Regions from separate parts of the Homo sapiens genome. Here region 2 is linked to region 1. Evidence: chromatin contacts called from ENCODE Hi-C or POLR2A ChIA-PET data. All regions are on one chromosome and are shown on one strand. The core of a region is the stretch at or near the end of the contact, and the rest is flanking DNA. Distances in the headings are between cores, read along the strand shown.

Region 1 (7,684 bases), core at 354-2,853:
GCCAGAGCCGACTTTGAATTTATGTGTGGCTGTGTGTTTTCTCAGGGCTCCAAGTGTTTTATACCTTGGGTCAAATTCTCCCCCTGCGGAGGAAGCTCCTTTCTGGAAGTAAATCAGGCACATTTAGAAGATTCGTTAACTCTTTGGCTCCTGGGGGATTATGGCCAGCATTTTCTCTCTTAGACTTCCCACAGCGAATTCCTGGTTGGGCCAAGCTGATATCTTTGAGCTGACTTCTGTACTCAGGGTTCTTCCAAACAGGAATATGCTTTCTCTGCCTAAGATCTGGGTTCCATGCCCATCTCAACCTCAATCCCTCCTTCAAGGAAGTTTTTCCTAACTCCTCGGCCAGACATCAATAATGTCTGAAGGGAGGATTTCTCCCGAGTGCCAGACTTGGAATTCCTGTTGTCTTCAGGAGCTCTCCCTGGCGCTCCCTCCTTCCCCCAGGGCCTTTAAACTGTTTCTCCTCCAGTCTGCCCACTTGATCCATGTGGGTAGACATGTTCCATGGCCTTCAGAATAAGATCTTTTGTGGGGTACTCAGTCCATAAACAGAAAATTGCCTTCATCTTGGATGCTGGTGTTTCTGGCCTGGTGAGAATGAAAGTGTGGAATTTGTTTGTAGGACTCAAAGTTTCCATTAACAATAAATATGAAAAATATATAATGCAAAGGCTTTTGTTATTGTTATTATTAAAATAGGAAAGCCTTTACCTTTTTGGAAGAACCGATTTAGATTTTGCAGAGTAATTCAGTCTTTAAAAGGTAGTGGTAGTTAAAATAGGTAATCTTTGACTTGTAAAGAGACTAATTTAAATTTTGTTAAGTAACCAATTAAGGCCATAAAGAGTTTAAATCCATCTGTGGCTTCTCATTTTCTCTAGAACAAATTCCTAATTCCCTACGATGAAATTCTCTTGCTATCCTAATTTTTTGCCGGCTCAAAGGACTAACCGTTTTCCCCAAACACGCGGCCCTGAGCCTCCGGTGCTTTGCGAAAGCCGTCCCCTCCGGCTGGAATGTTCTTTGTCTCTCTGGTAAATGTCTATTCATCATTCAAGACCACCCTTCGCCCCTCCCCTTAATTACTTCCTCCCCTGTGCGCCCTCAAATTCTTGTACTCATTCAAGCAGTATTTATTAGGGGCCAGCTTTGTGGCCGGCACCGTGGCGGGCTCTGGGGCTACAAAAGGTGAATAATACTTGGGCTCTGCCTCTGAGGGCCTTACACGTTAGGGAGGAGTGGGTCAACTGCCACAAACGTCGCTAGGAAATTAAAAGGAAAATTTTACAAAGTGGCAGTTCTTGTCTGTCTTCCCCTCCAGATGGCCCGTGTGTTGTTTTCGGGCCGGGGCTATTTCTCATTTATTTCGCACCCCCGGTTCTTAGTGCCCTGTAGGTGCTAAATCAGCATTTGTTTCATGAGTGCTTTTTCTGGGGGCAACCAGACCCCTGCAGAAGTGTACCTGTGTTGTGCCAGAGGTTCTGATGATAGGCTTATAGGCGGTAGTTTCCTCAGTGTCCGTGGGTCGCCCCCGGTCCCGGGTTGGATGCCCCGCGGTCCAGCACCGAACCTTTCGGGGTGCAGAGTTGCAGAGCCGCGGAGGGCCCGGGCCGTGCGCAGCCGAAGGGAGGCCTGCAGCGCCCCCTCTGGATGCAGCGGGCACCGGCCGGCCGCCCCGCTCACCCGCTCGCACCCCACGTTTGTTCACCAGTATTTCAGTTTACGGTCAGAAAATGAACACAGACACTTCGTGATACTCTACACTTTTCAAAGGCGTAAGGGATGCCTTTTAAAGGATTATGGATTAGAAAAATTCCTCCCTCTTTCTTGTGCCTCTGGGCCCTTGCATTGTGATTCTATCTTACGTAAATAAAGGGGGCTTTGCTCTCCTAATTGTGCCCACTGTTCTGTGCAGCGCGGACCGGCGCATGCAGCGAGCGGGGCTGCGAGGGCGCTGCTGTGGCCAGGCGTCTGGCATGCTGACCACGTCGCGCTGCTGTAAAGGAAACCTGCCCCGCGCAGCGGCGGTGGCTGGAGCGGGAGAAACCGGACTTTGTGCAACTTTGGCCATAGTGGCCATCCCATGAATCTGTTTACTAGCTTGGTGGTGGGTCCAACAGAGCTTGTTGCTCCCTAGCCGCTTGCTCGTGCCCTTGGTGGTTACCGGTAGTTAAGCTTAGGGCGCATAGGGCCCTCGTGGCTCGCCACCTCTCACGGTTCAGTACCCACGCTTCGAACGAGGGATGGGAGCAGGCGCCACGGCCGGCACCCCAGAGCCCTGCTGCCCCTTAGTTCGAGCGGCCATCCTCCTGTGGGGCTTGTGGGCAGCCTGTGGGGTTTGTGGGCGGCCTGTGGGGTTTGTGGGTGGTCTAAGGAAAGAGTTGGGGCACTCAGGGGTCTGCTGTTTTTGCCCGTGGCCTTAACTCATCAGGGGAGGGTTTCTGCAGCAGAATCTCGGGCTCAGGGTTGGCGGTTAACGAGGGAGCAGCGGGGTCTTGGGGAGGGGGCTCGACACCCCTGAAGGTGCCCCCTAAAGGAGCCACTGTTAGAGGGGCACCCCATCTTTGTGGCCATGGCGGTGGTAGAGCGGCTGGGAGGGGCTCTGCGGCGAGCAAGGGAGCAGGCGGTAGGGGTTCTGCGGCGATGGGCGGGCTAGGGGCGGGGCGCGGGTGGGCTCTAAAAGTCGGTGCCCACTCGCTCCGCGCTGCCGCGGCAACCAGCACACCCCGGCACCTCCTCTGCGGCAGCTGCGCCTCGCAAGCGCAGTGCCGCAGCGCACGCCGGAGTGGCTGTAGCTGCCCGGCGCGGCGCCGCCCTGCGCGGGCTGTGGGCTGCGGGCTGCGCCCCCGCTGCTGGCCAGCTCTGCACGGCTGCGGGCTCTGCGGCGCCCGGTGCTCTGCAACGCTGCGGCGGGCGGCATGGGATAACGCGGCCATGGTGCGCCGAGATCGCCTCCGCAGGTGAGTGTGCGGTGGGAACGAGGGGGTGTGGCTGGCGGCCCTGGGACTAGGGCGCAGGCGAGCGGAGGACTGTGTGCCCGTGTCCGAGCTGGGGCTGCCTCTGGGCGAAAACTCTACCGACAGGCGGCACGCATTCCGCGCCCGCTCTGCCTACTTGAGGAGGGGGTGTCACTCCTGCCCGCAATGGAATGTTCAGAACGCGGGACCTCCTTGGGTTAGGATTTCTAGACCCCGGGATCGTCGTGGTGAGATTTAGGATTTCTGGACCCCAGCGTCATCTTGATATGACTTAGGATCCATAATGACCCTGGTCTCACCCTGATGCGAATTGGGATTTTTAGATCCTGGCATCACCCTGGTGCGATTTAGGATTTTTATACTCAGTCATTGCTGCAGCATGATTTAGGATTTCTAACCCCCAGCATCGCCCTGGTTTGATTTAGGATATTTAGACTCCGGCTTCCCTCTGGTGCGATTCAGGATTCTTAGACTCCGCCGTTGCCGTGGCGCGATTTAGGATTTATAGATCCCGGCAAAGCCCTGGTGCGATGTAGGATTTTTAGAACCCCAGCATCGCTCTGGTGCGACTTAAAGGATAGGCCCCAGCATCGCCCTGGTGCGATGTAGGATTTTTAGAACCCCGGTGTCTCCGTGGCGCACCTTAGGATTTCAAGAACGGGATAATCGCAGTGCCGAGATCGCCGCGGTGCAGCTTAGGATTTCAAGACCCAGGTATCACGGTGGCGGGAGTCACCGCAGTGACTAGAACTCGCAGTGCCCGTCAGCCGCCTTAAGTATTTTTCAGATTTCAGTAACAAGCGCGAGTGAGAACGGCGATGTGACCAAACTGTCATGTTGCGCAGGGATTGTTCACCTTGGTTTCGCGGGTTTTCAAAGTGGTTCGTCTCGCGGCGACGCCATCAGGTGGGCGGCAGGTTGGGTGGTATTATTACGGGAGTGTGTTTTTCTGTTTACAAGATGAAGAAATCAAGGCTCAGAAATTTTTGGAAAGTTTGTTACTGGAGTTTGCTTATTGTCTCCGCTCATGGCTCATCAAATAGTTGGGATTTTGGCCAAAAAATGTTTGCTTAACCCATTTTGCCTACTGACGGCTAGGTTGCTTCACTTCTAAAAATCCTAAAAGTTCATGGGGGCATTTTTACTGAGGTAATAAGACAAAAAATGGCCCCCTGAGAGGTTGCCTCTTTGCTTTCTTGGAGTAAGAGGAGGAGGGTGTGGAGGGGGGTGTCCAGGAGTGGAGTATGTTGGTCGATAGCCTCGTTTTTTAACCCCCCACTTTCCCTGAGCAGCGGCGGGGAAGCCTCCCCATTTGCCGCTCTGGCCGCCCCTCCCGGGGCTCTCTGCTGAGTCACTGCAGAGATTCAGCTGCTGGAACCCCGGGGATGAATGCGATGAGAAGCACTGGGGGAAAGGAGTAATGAAATCTGCACATGAAAATGTATACATTGAAGTACAGGACAGATAGGGCTGGGCAAATGATCGTCAAAACCTAATGGTTTTTGTCATCTGACCTTTCAAGGAGATACTGGGATACAGCCTGCTATTGTTGGGTGAAAACTGTGATATAACCATCATGTTCTGGCACTTTTTTGAACCATTTCTAGTATTACCTTGAGAAGTAGGACCAAATGGTTCTATCCGTCTTATGGACAGGTACTTTGGAGAAAAAAAGAAATGACTGCCCTAATAATGCCTAAAAAATAGCCTGGGGAGCTGACATTGTTTAAGAAACATGGTTATTTTACCACTGTAAAACCACAGGCTTGTTTTTAGATTTTAGCAAAAAGTATCAGGGATATGGGGGGGAAAAGTATCTTGTAAGTTGAGGAAGTTAGCGAACGGGTAGGTAGATTACAGGCAATAGGGAAGAATGTGTGTACAGACGGAAAGCCATTTCCCCCAGGGCTTTAGCAATTAATTTATTTCAGCTCTATGACAACTCTAATTTTAGTTTTGGAGGGTATTATTTCCATTCTGGCTGTTTTGAGAGAACTTCCATTCTACTGACAATTCTTGATCTGTTGACCATCAGAAGTCATAGACTTGAAACAGAACGGTTTATAATTCCTGTTTGGCACTCCTTGTCAATGTGGATAAACTGACTTGTGCCTTTGAAGTCCTGGGCATGGGAGGGTTGGGTGTACCAACCAGTGCTCTTTTTCCAAAGACAAAATCAATTCTCACACGCTGGGTATGAGTTATGCCTTATCTGGGGGTGGGGGAGCATCTTAGGAAATTAAATGGAAACTTAAAGAGTCTGCTAAGAAAAGCAGAAATGTAATCTACCGCCTTGACCTCTCAAGAGATTAGATATTCAGGGTCATGACAAAGCTGCTTATGTTGGAATACACAGTGCAGCTATCTTACTTTCACAGACTGTTTACCCTGAGCAGTTTCTCAGCCCAAATCCAGAAAGGAGTACTAAATGGGGCTTCATTTAGGCAGGAGGGCTGAAAATCAGGAGTAGCTCTCTGCTTGAGGACATGTGATAAGTTACTACACACACACACTCTTTAAAACATGAGATATAGCACATATATATTTTTTGAACATTTTACTGGTTGGGGGTAGTGGGTAGATGGTAGAGCTTTTGGAGTAAATAAGAAAGAAGTTATTTTTTTCCTGGGAAGCCTTGATAAAAGTCAACGAAAGAGTGTCCAGCATTTAAGTCATGTCCCTTTTATTTATATAAAGTCCTCTTCAGCAGGTATTGGGAAGACCACAAGGGTAGGGGCTAAGGGGTTAAAGTCGGGGAGCAGAGGCAGAAGATTATATGTTGAAATAATGTATTTTTTTTCCTTAAGATTAGAATGATGAACAAATATGGTGAGTGCTATGGCAGACAGAGGTTTGATTATAGTCTCGGTCAGCTTTGTGCCTATGTGAAGGGCAATGTAATCATTGCATGGTAACAGCAATCTCCCACCCCATCTTACCAGGTTTTGGTTTGTAGATGAGTGGACAATGTTACCTGACTGCTTACAGTGGGTCTCTGCTTTTCCTACAGGATGAGGGAGTGGTGGGTCCAGGTGGGGCTGCTGGCCGTGCCCCTGCTTGCTGCGTACCTGCACATCCCACCCCCTCAGCTCTCCCCTGCCCTTCACTCATGGAAGTCTTCAGGCAAGTTTTTCACTTACAAGGGACTGCGTATCTTCTACCAAGGTAAGAAGTGGACTATTGGAAGTCCTGCGTGTATCGGTCACATAAGTCCCAGCTGAGGTATTTATTTTGTGGCTATTGGTCTCTTGTTGCTCCTTAATGATGGAGGAGAGTATCTCTCTCTCTTTCTGTGTAGTGTGCTTGCAGAGAAGCGCAGAAAACTGCTGGGAGAATGGGGGTAGGGACTGAGATTCCAACCTGCAGACCTTACCTTTTAGTATAAGTTTTCTTTGTAGCTTGATATGTATTCCAATATTAGTTTTTTTTTTTTTTTGAGCAACCTGTCAGGTAATATATAAAATATTAATAGATATAACCACCATTGGTTCTCTCTCCTTACCATCCCTGATTTCATTTTTTCTGTAGATTATTTGTAGTGTAACTGTGATTTAAGTCTTGATACCATTATATAAATTAATTTGCTAGTGATGATGATTATTATGACCACTACTTATCAAGTAATTACCATATGCCAGGCACTGAGTTATGTTTTCAGCCTTCATTGTTTAATCTTTACAACAGCATTTGGAGATAGGTGCCATTAACCTCATTTTATAGGTGAAGAAACTGAGAAACAGATTGGAAATGATTTGTTTTGAGCGGGGGTCAAGAGCAATAACGAAAAATGTTTGTCATAAACCGTTTTTCATTATTGCTCCTGACCTCCTCTCATTTGCTATATTCAATTAAGTAAGTATACAATTTTTATTATGTTGGCTTGGGTTACTTCCAGTTTTACTGTTTTAGAAAACTAATGTTGAAGTAAAAGCTTCATGTCCATACAGTTTATTTTTTCCTTACATTTTCAAACTATACTACTTGTATAAATGGAATGATTTTATTTGCACAGATTCTCAAGAACAAAACTCTTAGGCTAAAGTATATACAATTTTTAACTGCTTCTAAATTATTTTTGAAAACCTTATTACCAAATTTTCATGTCACTGGCAGTATATGAATATACCTGTTCTAATCCCATACTATTAGCAAGGTTAATATTGTCTAAATGTTTACCTAATTTAGATGATGCTGAATGCTTCCATATTGTCATATGCATTAAAAAAGTTCATGTTTATGTTGATTAAGCCCTTTTTATAGTTGACAGGATTTTGTAATAGTTTTATTATGTTTTTGATGTTAGATTGGGTCTCCTGCTGAATAAAAAGTGCTGAGCAAACAGCATAAGCTAAAGGTGTTCCTTGGGAATAGTTGCTGTATCTTAGAGAATTTCTGTGAGGCCATTCATGATAAAGTACAAAGAATTTGTAGTTTATGTGTTGTGATCATATGCTTTTAACTGAAAATTTACTTTTCACTGAAAAAATTTGCATATTACAGAACAAAAGGAGAAATGGGGAGATGCTGTTTAAAAACACCTAGGTGAAAGTAAACAAGGTGCCTTCAAGTATTTTCACATAGCATGATTTTTACAATGTTTTAATATACAGATTGAAAGGAGAAAAGGCCTGTTCTCACCTAACGCAGTTAAGCTTACATTTTACAAATAATTGTGTCATTTTAATGTCAATTTGGTCACA
Region 2 (7,702 bases), core at 4,745-7,244, 160 kb after region 1:
CCGTCTCTACTAAAAATACAAATATTAGCCAGGCGTGGTGGCGGGCACCTGTAGTCCCAGCTACTCGGGAGGCTGAGGCAGTAGGATGGCATGAACCCGGGAGGCGGAGCTTGCACTGAGCCAAGATCGCGCCACTGCACTCCAGCCTGGGCGACAGAGCGAGACTGTGTCTCAAAAAAAAAAAAACCCACAAAAACTATAAATTTTATTTATCGACATAGCTCCATCAAGTTCAAGACACATTTTAAAGTGATGATACCAGTCATTTAGTCCATCCCTAAACAATTGAAGTTGCTGGGAATGTAAGCATGTCAATGCAGTCATTTTTACATTATTATTATTTTTTTAAGGAGCCAGGAGTAGATAACTTTGTTTATATGGGGATTAAGATAGTTGCTCTGATGTTGGTTTGAGAACTTCAACTTCAACGTTCGGGGTTCTCTTTTAACTCAAGGCCAAGCTTGTAAATTAAGCTGCCTTAAAGAAAAAAGAAGGACTGCAGATAAAAGAAGGGAATGGGAAAAATAAACACAGACTTTTAAGAATGAGTAACAAGCTACGCATCGTGGTTTACGCCTGTGATCCCAGCACTTTGGGAGGCCAAGGCATGTCAGAGGATCCTCTGAGGCCAGGAGTTCAAGACCAGATAGGCAACATAACAAGACCCCATCTCTATTTAAAAAAAACACACACACAAATTAACTGGAGGCGGTGATACACACCTGTAGTCCTGGCTACTCAGGAGGCTGAGGTGGGAGGATAACTTGAGCCCAGAAGTTGGAGGTTGCAGTGATCTGTGATCACACCACTGCACTCCAGCCTGGGTGACAGAGAGAGACCCTATCTCAGAAAAATAAAAGAAATGAGCAGCAGTGCAAAGATCATTGGGAAATTCTTAGCCAAAAACAACTTTGGCAGTTTGGTTAGAGGAAAAAGTCTCTCTCCGATTCTATTACTTAGAATCTATTAATTAGAGAATGAATCCCTAAATAGGTTTCATTTATTCTTGGTATCTGTTTTAAAACAAAAAACAAAAAACTCCACAATCTTGGACTCACGTCAATCTAATAATCATTTTGGGGGTGGAAAGGGCTACTTTGTCCCAGGCCCATGGCTACTTTTAGGATAAGTTCTCTTTTCAGAAAGAGAAACACTAGGTATGACTAGTATCCCTTTTGCATCTAATCACTTTGTGGGATGGCAGATGGTTCTAGGTTAGGAGTTCCCAAGCTCTAGTCTACTTTGAACACTCTTCAGACCATAGTAGAAAGTTAGCCCTTTTCTAGGAACAAAGTGGGTACCTAGGAACAAATTCAGGTATGTCCGGTGAAGATAGGGCTGCTCAAATCAATTCAAATAGCAACTAAAAATGACAACCAAGGTTGTCACATAGTGATCAAGGTGCTCCATCTACCATTTAAGTAGATGTAAAAGTTCACTTTCATGCAGTTGGTATAGTCCTTTGGCGAGAGTTAAAGGGGGATAAATAGTGTCTTCCATACTGAACAGGCCTGTTAAGTGAATACCTTGGAAGCTATTTCCTTGGAAGCTGACTTTTGCTTTCCTTTTACTTCAGTTAGCATCAGGAACTCATTGCCTTGTTGGTGCCAGATATTTCCCAATTCTGTCTTCAGAAGAGTCTGCTATTAAGAAATGCTGGCCGGGCGCAGTGGCTCACGCCTGTAATCCCAGCATTTTGGGAGGCCGAGGCAGGCAGATCACCTGAGGTCACAAGTTCGAGACCAACCTGGCCAATATGGTGAAACCCCTTCTCTACTAAAAATACAAAAATTAGCCGGGTGTGGTGGCAGGTGCCTGTAATCCCAGCTACTCAGGAGGCTGAGGCAGGAGAATCGCTTGAACCCAGGAGGCAGAGATTGCAGCGAGATGAGATCACACCATTGCACTCCAGCCTGGGGGACAAGAGCGAGACTTCATCCCAAAAACAAAAAAAAAAAAAAAAAGAAAAGAAATGCTTAAGCATCCATTTTTTCAGGTGACTGGAAAAAGCAGGAAAATTAGTGTTCACAGTAAGAAAATATGGTCCTCATGCTTCCACGTATTCAGAGAGTACCCCCTTTCCAGAATGAGCTACTCGGCTGTGTGAGAAAGGCTCTTGTTCATCCAGCTTTGGCAAAGAGATATTACCTGGGGGGCCACAAAATACTCCTTCACGACGCAATGGGAGTTTTGTAGTAATTCTTCAGCACAGTTGCCTTCTACTACATTGTTAGATCTCAGGTATAGACATCTGCCCTCCAGGACCGACTCCATGGGCTCCACCCGTCGGTGTCCATGGGGTGGAGCCCATGGGCGAAGATGATGTCTTTCTCCAACCGGACCACTGCCTCGAGACTGCCAAAATCCACAGGCACTAGAGGCTCCAGGGGCTCAATCACCTCAATCATGATCCGGCCACTGCCTTGGAGGTGAAGCCCCGGCACCCACCCAGCCACATCCCCCACGCTCACCCATTTTTCCATTATTAACTGAAGAAACATGGGTGCTCTTTAGAGATTTTTTTCAAGATTAGGAAGCAAAAGAAAGAAGCCAGATAAGAACTCTAAGGTGGATGCCTACGGACACTCTTGCAAAATTGCCCTTGTTTGATGAGACAAATGAACAGACACTGTCACGGTGGAGAAGGACTCTCTGGTGAAGCTTTCCCAAGTGTTTTTCTACTAAAGCTTTGGCCAACTTTCTCTAAATACTCTCATAATAAGCTATTATCATTACTTGGCCCTCCAGAAAGTGAACAAGCAAAATCCCTCAAGCATCTCCAAAAACTGTTGCCCTGTTTTTGACAGGTCCACTTTTGCTTTGACTGGACCACTTCCACTTCCACCTCTTGGTAGCTATTGCTTTGATCATACTTTGTCTTCAGGATTGGACTGCTAGCCACATTTCTTCTCCCGTTATAATTCCTCAAGGAAATGTCTCAGGATCTTGATCTCACTTGTTTAAAACTTCCACTTAAAGCTCTGCTCTTGCCTGCAGCCAATCTAGATGCAATAGTTTTGACATCCATTAAATAGTTTGCTCAACTTTAATTTTATCAGTCAGAATTGGGTAAGGCTGAACCAAATGAGGTGTCCATACATTGGCTATTGCTGCTGTTAATCATCAGTTTTACAAATTGATGTAGATGGTCTGCTGCTGAAGACGAAGGGCTTCATGGTTAACATTGTCTCATCCCTTCTTAATACAACTTATCCATTTGTAAACTGCTGATTTCTTTGGGTCACTATTGCCATGCTTTTTTGTAACACATCGATAATTTCACCATTCTTCTACCCAAAGTTCACCATAAATGTAATGTTTGTTCTTGTTTCAATTTTAGCAGAATTGATGTTGCTCTGAAATGGATTATTTTCAAACGGATGTATTAGTGTCTCAAGCTAGTTACTGTTCGGACATGTTATTAACAAGTTAGTCATGAGTTTATATTTTAGTGCAAAAAAATTTTGAATTCTGATATGGTTTGGCTCTGTCATCTCCACCGAAATCTCATCTCGAATTGCAATCCCCACGTGTTGAGGGAGGTAGGTGATTGGATCATGGGGGCAGTTTCTCCCATGCTGTTTTTGTGATAGTGAGTTCTCATGAGATCTGATAGTTTTATAAATGGCAGTTTTTGCTGTGCTTTCACTCTTTTCTCTCTCTTGCCACCATGTAAGATGTGCCTGCTTCCCCTTCTGCCATGATTGTAAGTTTCCTGAGGCCTCCCCCAGCCACGCGGAACTGTGAGTCAATTACACCCCTTTCCTTTATAAATTACCCAGTCTCGGATAGTGTGTGTTTGTGTGTGTATATATATATACGTATATATATATATGCATATATATATGTGTATATATATATGTATATATATATATGTGTATATATATATGTATATATATATATGTGTATATATATATTTATTTATTTATTTATTTTTAAGATGGAATCTCGCTCTGTCACCCAGGCTGGAGTGCAGTGGTGAGATCCTGGCTCACTGCAATCTCTGCCTCCCAGGTTCAAGCGACTCTCCTGTCACAGCTTCCTGAGTAGCTGAGACTACAGGCGTGTGCCACCACATCAAGCTAATTTTTGTATTTTTATATGGGGTTTCCCCATGTTGGCCAGGCTGGTCTCAAACTCCTGACCTAAAGTGATCCGCCCCACCTCAGCCACCCATAGTGCTGGGATTACAGGTGTGAGGCACTGTGCCTGGCCTCAGGTAGTATCTTTATAGCAGTATGAAAATGGACTAATACAAACTCCATGGATATTTTTTCATAACACACATTTCCCACAAACTTTTTGAAGAACCCTCATAAGGCTGTTATGACATTCTTGTACAGTCTTTTTTGTGGCCATATATGTATTCATTTTCCTTGAGTAAATACCTAGAAGGGGTATTACTGGTCACAGGGCAGGTATATAATTAACTTTATAAGAAACTGCCAAAACTTTTCTACGGTGGTTGTATCATTCTACATTCCTATCTACAGTGTATGGGAGTTTCAATTGTTCCAAATGTTCGATATTGGAATAGGCTTTTTTATTTTGGTATTGTCAAGCTTTTTTGTTGTAACCATTCTAGTGGGTATGCTGTACCTCATTAAGATTTTTTTTTTTTTTTTTCGAGACGAAGTCTCACTCGGTCGCCCAGGCTGGAGTGCAGTGGCATGATCTCGGCTCACCACAACCTCCGCCTCCCGGGTTCAAGCAATTCTCCTGCCTCAGCCTCCTGAGTAGCTGGGACTACAGATGCCTGCCACCACGCCCAGCTAATTTTTTGTATTTTTAGTAGAGACAGGGTTTCACCGTGTTAGCCAGGACGGTCTCGATCTCCTGACCTCATGATCCACCCACCTCGGCCTCCCAAAGTGCTGGGATTACACGCGTGAGCCACCGTGCCCAGCCTATCTCACTAAGATTTTAATTTGCATTTCCCTGATGACTAATAATGTTAAGAACATTGTGCTTATTGGCCATTTGCATATATTCTTTTGTGAAGTATGTGCCTTCAGATTTTTTTAATCTCCATGGTTTCTTGCCAAGCCAACAAATTTTCTATGCATACAGAAAGGTCATCTATAATATTAGTTTTCTATTCCTGCTGTAACAAATTACCACAATTAGTGGCTTAAAACAACATGAATTTATTATTTTCAGTTCTGTAGATTAGAAGTCCAACATAAGTCTCACTGGGCTAAAATCACTGTGTCATTAGGGCTATGTCCATTTCACAAGCAAAATACATTCATTCACCCCCTTCCAAGATCCCCCCAAAGTCTCAACACACTGCAGCATCAATTCAAAGTCCAAAATCTCATCTAAATCTCATGGACTCAAAAATCTCAATCTTATTATCAAAATCTAAATTTGGTGTGGGTGAGACTCTTGGTATAATCCATCCTGAGGCAAAATTCCTCTCCATCTTCGGACCTACGGAATTAGAAAAGAAATCCCCTGCTCCCAAAATACAAGGACGGGACTGCCGTAGGATATAGTTACAGATATTCCCATTCAAAATGAAAGAAAGTGAAAGGGAAGACATCATTGGTCCCAAGCAATTCTGAAATCCAGTTAGGCAACCTGGAATAGGTCTCTGCACGGGCAGAATTCTGTAAAGTTCTCAGTTCCACCCTACAGGACTGCCCTTTTGCCCTCAGAGTCTTCCTTCCTTTTTCATAAAGGGTAACCAGCGTGTATTTAAAGCTGAGTAGTTTCATCGGCTTGTTTCCTGCCTATAGAATTTGGGGCTCTGATAGCCTTCTTTCACTTCATCCTCTCATTTCTTTTCTAATTCCATAGGTCCACAGATGAAGAGGAATTTTGCCTCCTCTTTGAGTCTTTCACTTCATCCTCTCTCTCTAGCTCTGAGTTGCTGCTGACGTAGAATTCTCAAAAACCTTGTGGGTCTACTGTATAAGTACAGAGACTCACTCCATTAGACAAGAGGCTCCTCCACAGATCTTGCCTAGATAATCCCATCTCTATTTCTGGCTTCTACTTAGATGCTAAGGGAATCTATGAGTCACACCCCTTGATCTCTTCAGTGTTTTGTGTGAGTGAATGCTCTGACCTTTTCATCTTTCTGAGGTTTCAGCAAAAGGTTGTGCAGTGACTCCTTTGGCTTTTTCTTTAGAGCACGTTTTCCTGACCGTGAAACTCCTGACTTTAGCACCCTTAGCCACTTGGGTAGACTAAGAATTTCCAAAATCATCAAGCCCTGGTTCCTTTTTGTTTAACAGGTCTCTTCTTGACTTATTTCTCTACTTTCAATTTTACTATTAGTGGCAAAAAGAAACTAGGCCATAACTAGGCCATAACTTCAACACTTTGCTTGGAAATCTCTTCAGTTAAACATCCAAGTTCACTGTTTGTAAGTCCTCCTTTCCATGTAATTGCAGTATACAAGCCTGATGAGCTTTCTGCCACTATAACAGGGATCCCTTTTCCTCTAATTCCCAACATTTTCCTCTGAGCCAGCACCTTTAATGCATTTCCACCATCTGTTCACAATGATTTAGGTATTCTCTAAGATGATAAATGTTTTCTCTATCCTGCTGCTCACTTTTTTCTAAGTCTAATAGAGTCATTAACATCCATATTTCTATTGTCATGGCAATCTAGGCGTTTTCTATCTTGCACCTCAAAATTCTTCCAGATGTGCTCACTGCATAATTCCAAAGCTACTTCCACATTTTTAGGTATTTGTTACGGCAGCACCCCACTTCCAGGTACCAAAATCTGCATTAGTCTTCTATTGCTGCTGTAACAAAGTACCACAAACTTAGAGGAAAATACAACATTCATTTCTTTATCTTACAGTTATAAAAGTTAGAAGTCCAACACTTGTCTCACTGGGCTAAAATCAAGATATCGGTAGGGCTACAGTCCTTTCCGGAGGCTAGAAGGGTGAATCCTTGCTTTTTCCAGTCTCTAGAGGTTACCACATTCCTTGACTCATGGCCCTCTTCCCCCATCTCCAAATCCAGCAACACTGCATCTCTGACCTTGTTTCCATCATCACATCTCTTACTGACGCCTCTTCTGCATCCCACTTCCATTTTTAAGAAGTGTAGTCCTTAAAGGGCCCACCTGAATGATCCAAAATAATCTCCCTATCTGCTGTTTTGCAATCTTAATTCCCTTTTGCCATGTAATGTACATATTCACAGGTCCTAGGAATTGGGACGTGGACATCTTTGGGTCACTATTATCCTGCCTACCACAACTACTAATCACTTAAAATGAACTATTAATAGAAATACACCATAATTCAAGGTAGCCTAGCAAAACTCAGAGGCAAGTATTGACAGCGCTAAAAGAAACAAACAAAAAACTCTCAGTCAACAACTAATTTATTTTAAAATTTTCAAAATATTAGTGAATCTAGCAATCTAACTGAAGGTTTTCTGGGTTTTTTTGTTCATTTGTTTGTTTTTTTACTTGTGGTAGACACCATTAGTTAACTAATCCGACATCCATTTTCAACCCCTTCTCCCTTTTCTGTCCCTAATACTTGGGCTATAAAATACTAAATACTCACTTTCCTGGCTTCCTAAGGATAGTCATATAACACAGTTGTGCCAAGTGAAATCTAAAAATTGCCTTGGGAAAAGATATTAGATTCCTGATGAAAGAGGCAGATGGTGTGGCCTTCCCTGGCTTCCTTCCCAGGACCCCTCTAGCCTTGAATATGGTACAT

Evidence for each region. Hi-C counts contacts between places; a loop is a spot of excess contacts on that map. ChIA-PET counts read pairs that join two places held with the same protein, here RNA polymerase II (POLR2A). Pooled maps may share reads with other maps.
Region 2: a map with no recorded cell type shows a loop between it and region 1 (2.6-fold over the local background). The contact joins the enhancer-like site here to the promoter of MESTIT1 in region 1. A Hi-C loop is called at or near these places in 5 of 37 single-sample maps with no recorded cell type and 7 of 50 pooled maps. POLR2A ChIA-PET finds 5 or more read pairs at or near these places in 4 of 52 experiments (CD8-positive, alpha-beta T cell, activated CD4-positive, alpha-beta T cell, activated CD8-positive, alpha-beta memory T cell and 1 more).

The regions. Positions count from the first base shown.
Region 1 is chr7:130,489,374-130,497,057 of GRCh38, forward strand. It overlaps MESTIT1 (MEST intronic transcript 1, antisense RNA), which reads right to left and starts at 1,604. Exons shown (of 2, transcript NR_004382.2): 1 at 1,469-1,604; 2 at 1-594. MEST (mesoderm specific transcript) reads left to right here and starts at 2,712. Exons shown (of 12, transcript NM_002402.4): 1 at 2,712-2,966; 2 at 5,995-6,149. The coding sequence starts at 2,941. MIR335 (microRNA 335) reads left to right here and starts at 6,738; the gene lies at 6,738-6,831. RefSeq lists a silencer at 1,540-1,749.
Region 2 is chr7:130,643,122-130,650,823 of GRCh38, forward strand. The region is part of intron 5 of COPG2 (coat protein complex I subunit gamma 2); the gene reads right to left. Among named protein-coding and RNA genes, the nearest start is that of COPG2, 22 kb to the right of the region's middle. Within about 2 kb of position 5,995, at least 2 of the 41 ENCODE cell types and tissues checked have a DNase peak (open chromatin) inside an H3K27ac peak, as active enhancers do.